2 separate regions of the Homo sapiens genome follow, and region 2 is linked to region 1. A link is a loop called in an ENCODE intact Hi-C map of the cell type or tissue named here. Cell type or tissue: ascending aorta. All regions are shown on one strand. Each heading gives the region's core, and the rest is flanking DNA. Links, peaks and the distances in the headings are about the cores only.

Region 1 (2,925 bases), core at 277-2,776:
CAGCTAAAACAGTGTTAATGGGGAAATTTATAGCAATTAATGCCTACATCAGAAAGCTAGAAAGATCTCAAATCGACACACTAACATCACAATTAAAGGAACTAGAGAAGCAAGAGCAAACAAATCCAAAAGCTAGCAGAAGACAAGAAATAACGAAGATCAAAGTGGAACAGGAGGAGATAGAGACATGAAAAACCCTTCAAAAAAAAATCAATGAATCCAGCAGCTGGGTTTTTGAAAAAAATAAAAAATAAAATAGATAGACCACTAGCTAGACTAATAAAGAAGAAAAGAAAGAAGAATGAAATAGATGCAATAAAAAATGATATAGAAAAATATCACTGCTGACCCCACATTCTCTGATGATAGTTTGTAGAAATAGACTAGAAAATCTAGAAGAAATTGATAAATTCCTGCACACATACACCCTCCCAAAACTAAACCAGGAGGAAGTCAAATCCCTGAATAGACCAATAACAAGTTCTGAAATTGAGGCAGTAATCAATAGCCTACCAACCAAGAAAAGCCCAGGACCAGATGGATTCACAGCTGAATTCTACCAGAGGTACAAAGAGGAGCTGGTAGTTTCCTTCTGAAACTATTTCAAACGGTTGAAAAGGAGGACTCCTCCCTAACTCATTTTATGAGGTATCATCCTGATACTAAAACCTGGCAGACACACACACACACACACACACACACACACACACACACACACACACACACAAATTCAGGTCAATATCCCTGATGAACATTGATGCGAAAATCCTCAATAAAATACTAGCAAACCAAATCCAGCAGCACATCAAAAAGTTTATCCACCACAATCAAGTCAGCTTCCTCCCTGGGATGCAAATGGGTTCAACATACACATATCAATAAACATAATCGGTTACATAAACAGAACCAACAACAAAAACCACATGATTATCTCAATAGATGCAGAAAAGGCCTCCAATAAAATAAAACATCCCTTCATGTTAAAAACTCTCAACAAACTAGGTATTGATGGAACATATCTTAAAATAATAAAATCTATTTATGAAAATCTCACAGCCAATATCATACTGAATGAGCAAAAGCTGGAAGCATTCTCTTTGAAAACCAGCACAAGACAAGGATGCCCTCTCTCACCACTCCTATTCAACATAGTATTGGAAGTTCTGGCCAGGGCAATCAGGCAGGAAATAAAGGGTATTGAGATAGGAAGAGAGGAAGTCAAATTGTCTCTGTTTGCAGATGACATAATCCTATATTTAGAAAACCCCATCATCTCAGCCCAAAATCTCTGTAAGCTGATAAGCAACTTCAGCAAAGTCTGAGGATACAAAATCAATGTGCAAGCACATGTGTTCCTATACACCAACAACAGACAAGCAGAGAGCCAAATCATGAATGAACTCTCATTCACAACTGCTACAAAGAGAATAAAATACCTAGGAATACAGCTAATAAGGTATGTGAAGGACCTCTTCAAGAAGAACTACAAACCACTGCTCAAGGACATAAGAGAGTAAGAGAGTACACAAACAAATGGAAAAAAATTCCATCCTCATGGATAGGAAGAATCAGTATCATGAAAATGGCCATACTGCCCAAAGTAAGTAATTTATAGATTCATTGCTATTCCCATCAAACTACCATTGACATTCTTCAAGAATTAGAAAAAACTACTTTAAAATTCACATGGAACTAAAAAACAGGCCACATAGCCAAGACAATCCTAAGCAAAAGAACAAAGCTGGAGGCATTACACTACATGACTCCAAACTATACTACAAGGCTACAGTAAACAAAACAGCATGATACTGGTCCAAGAACAGACATATAGACCAAGGGAATAGAATAGAGACCTCAGAAATAAGACCACACATCTAAAGTCATCTGTTCTTCAACAAACCTGACAAAAACAAGCAATGGGGAAAGGATTCCCTATTTAATAAATGGTGCTGGGAAAACTGGCTAGCCATATGCAGAAAACAGAAACTGGACCCCTTCCTTATATCTTATACAAAAATTAACTCAACATGGATTAAAGATTTAAATGTAAGACCTAAAACCATAAAAGCCCTAGAAGAAAACCTAGGCAATACCATTCAGGACATAGGCATGAGCAAAGACTTCATGACAAAAATGCCAAAAGCAACTGCAACAAAAGCTAAAATTGACAAATGGGATCTAATTAATCTAAAGAGCTTCTGCACAGCAAAAGAAACTATCATCAGAGTGAACAGGCAATCTATAGAATGGGAGAAAAGTTTTGCAATCTACCCATCTGACAAAGGTCTAATATCCAGACTTTACAAGGAACTTAAACAAATATACAAGAAAAAAACAACCCCATCCAAAAGTGGGCAAAGTATATAAACAGACACTTCTCAAAAGATGACATTTATACAGCCAACAAACATATTTTAAAAAGCTCAACATCACTGATCATTAGAAAAATGCAAATCAAAACAACAATGAGATACCATCTCAGGCCAGTCAGAATGGCAATTATTAAAAAGTCAAGAAACAACAGATCCTGGCAAGGCTGTGGAGAAACAGGAATGCTTTTATGTTGTTGGTGGGAATGTAAATTAGTTCAAACATTGTGAAAGACAGTGTGGCGACTCCTCAAGGATCTAGAACCAGAAATATCATTTGACCCAGCAATCCCATTACTGGGTATATACCCAAAGCAATATAAGTCATTCTACTATAAAGATACATGCACATATGTGTTTACTGCAGCACTTTTCACAATAGCAAAGACATGGACCCAACCCAAATGCCCATCAATGATAGACTGGAGAAAGAAAATATGGCACATATACACCATGGAATACTATGCAGCCACAAAAAGGAATGAGATCATGTCCTTTGCAGGGACATGGATGAAGCTGGAAGCCATCATCCTCAGCAAACGAACACAGGAAAAGA
Region 2 (2,925 bases), core at 109-2,608, 60 kb after region 1:
ACAATATGATTACTTAATATGCAATCCATATAAATTTCTTCAATTGTACCTATAATGTCACATAAACCCAGGATTCAATCAAGCATCACACACTACATTTAATGTTTCTTTAGTTCCCTTTATTATAAATCCTTCCTTTTTTTAGTTTTATGACATTGGTTTTTTTTTTTAAGAAGACAAGTTGTTTTTTTGTAGAATATCCCTAAATTTCTATTTGCTTGTTTCCTCATGCTTAGATTTTTGACAAGAGTACTAACTAGGTGATGTTTAGTTGCTCCCCTTTAAATGACATGTTTTTAAGTCAATAAAATAAAACAAGTAATACCACAATCCTATCTCCTCCATCTTAGAGACCCATCCTAGCATTTCATCATAGTCACTCAGTAAAATATTCTTCTCTTAGGGTCGGCTTTGAGCATGTGGTAGACCTTGATGAACTCTCCCTGGTTCAATGGAGCTCCAGAACCAGGAAATATAACTAGAAATGTTATTAGAGATAAAAATGCCTAAGTTGATAGACTTTTCTATTTTTAGACCACAAAGAGACTTCTGACATAGTATTTTACAGTGAATACCAGGCTACTGAGCTCCTCTGTCTACTGTCTAAATTATTTTTGTTTTTAATTGGAAAAATTAACACATACATATAAGAAAACAAGTAAAACAATCCAATGCATACAATAAAATTAAATCTTCATCTTAATCCAAATCCTCCCATTTCCACAACCCAGAGAACCAATGCTAGCGGTTTCTTGTGTATCTGTTAAAATACTGTTTACAAGCATGTTACATACAGCTCTCCATCTTGCTTGTTAATGGTAGAGATCTTTCTATGTTAGCACAAATATATTTACATCTTTCTCTTTAGCCAATATTCCATAGACTCAAACATATTCAAATCAGCCATATTGATTCAAATTATGAATCAACCATAATTTACTTAAATGATCTCCAATTGATAGACATTTTTTGCTATTGCTGTTAGAAACAAAGCTGGAGAAACATCTTTGTATATCACTTATTTAAACACTTCTCTTAGAATAAATTTCTAGGTGTGGAATTACTAGGTTAAAAGATGTGTGTACATTTTCAGTTTTGTTACATAGCATCCAACTGCCCTCTAAAATCATTATACCCATTTTTCTCTCATTCATAATATTTGACATTGGCAGTTTCTGTGCCCTTCACACTGGATATTATCAAATATCTAAATGTTGGTAACCTGATAAGTATCTCCTTGCTTGGATTTGCATGGTTTTTTGTTTTTTGTTTTTGTTTTTGCTGTAAGTAATGCTGAATATTTTTTATATTTGTATAATCCATTTATATTTATTTTCTGTGACCTATTTCTATTCTTTTGCCTGTTTTTCCACAGTTATTATTTTTCCCACATTAATAATCAACTAGTGCTCCTTCAGCTTGAAATGACTATTATGGAAAATAACATCTTTTCTTTGTCAAAGAAATATATGAACCACTTGAGATTTCAGCTGTTCCTCATGGACTTATAAAGCCTAGATTATTTTTTTAAGTCACATATTCTGTTTTTACCACTGTAAAAAACACTACAAAAGATATCTCATATTTTTACACTTATGGGGTTATCGTGTCAAATTTGATACACCTGACCAGAGTATGACAAAGCTTTCAGCCCATACCAAGTAAATATTTAATATTAGACTCCCTAGAATTTTTATTACCTCTTTATTTCCCTATTCTCTATTATTTTGGGAGGAAAAAATATCCTGCTTCTTCAAGTCTCTTGTAATTGCTCTCCTTTTTATTTTATCATTCTCTCATCAATTTTTGACCATCAGAGAGTTCTTAGCTTATGATAGACACTCCATAAATATTTAGGGGTTATTGGACTAAGGTATGGATGATACCAAGCCTCCTTCAGAATGCTTTTTCATTCATATGTCTGCTACTCTTGATTAGAACTTACAAGGACATCAAGTATGCACCCCCATTTCCTAATGATAAAATCATATGCTTGCTCCCACTTCACCCACATTGTGTACCATGCAGATGCTTCAATAGCATCTTCAATGTTTTAAAAGTGCCGCCTCCAAAATTCAGGTGTTACCAATATAACAGTATTAGAAGGTGGAGCCTTTAAGAAGCAATTAGGTCATGAGGCTCCTCTTCTTATGAATGAGATTAAGACCCTTACAAAAGAGGCTTCACACAGAGTTCAGATCATATGCCCTTCTGCCTTCCACCCTGTGAGGATACAACAAGAAGACCATCACCAGATGCTAGCTCCTTGATCTTGGACTTCCAAACCGCTAGAACTGTGAAAAAAAAAAAAAGTGTTCTTTCTTAAGTACCCAGTCTCAACTATTATGTAATAGCAGCACAAATAGATTATAACAGCATTGTGACATTTTGTTGTACTAATGCACTTAGTTCACATGATATTTACATATCTGTCTATCCTACTACACTAGAATCTCCCTGAAAACTAGACTGTGTCTAATTCATATCCATACTGAGGGCCCAGTACAGACTCTGGCACATGGTAATGCTTCAGTAAATATGTTGAATGAACAAAGAAATTAATAAACTTGTATGAGCTGTTCGCTTATTATCAATTAACACAAAACCTGAGGCAACCCTTCCCAGCTTACACCTCATTTTAGGAGCATTTCCCACAATAGACACTTTCTCCCAAAAGCAAGAAGAAAATCAGATCGTTCTGAAATAACCAGGAAAAGCTTTTGGAGACTTAACCATTGTCAGATCTCCCTCAGTGATTATTATAAACTAAATTACAGAAAATCCAGGCTGAAATTTTTCATAAAGCAATTTAAAATATTTAATCGGATGCTGAATGCTTCTCAGAAGAAAACTGATCTCTTTTCGCTGGTTAGATAATGTCCTCTTTTTCTTCAGCCCAAAAGAGGTAAATGAGTATATGAAATA

What was found. Peaks named below come from ENCODE experiments on the same cell type or tissue, not always from the same donor. Only the 100,000 strongest peaks of a DNase experiment are listed, where the experiment ranks them.
Region 2: a loop joins it to region 1, with 2.9 times the contacts of the local background. A loop is called at or near these places in 3 of 110 quality-filtered maps.

Annotation. Positions count from the first base shown.
Region 1 is chr15:54,993,786-54,996,710 of GRCh38, forward strand. No RefSeq gene overlaps it. Among named protein-coding and RNA genes, the nearest start is that of RSL24D1, 200 kb to the right of the region's middle. In ascending aorta, for the core only: no CTCF peak of the experiment used is centred there; no DNase peak of the experiment used is centred there.
Region 2 is chr15:55,053,500-55,056,424 of GRCh38, forward strand. No RefSeq gene overlaps it. Among named protein-coding and RNA genes, the nearest start is that of RSL24D1, 140 kb to the right of the region's middle. In ascending aorta, for the core only: no CTCF peak of the experiment used is centred there; no DNase peak of the experiment used is centred there.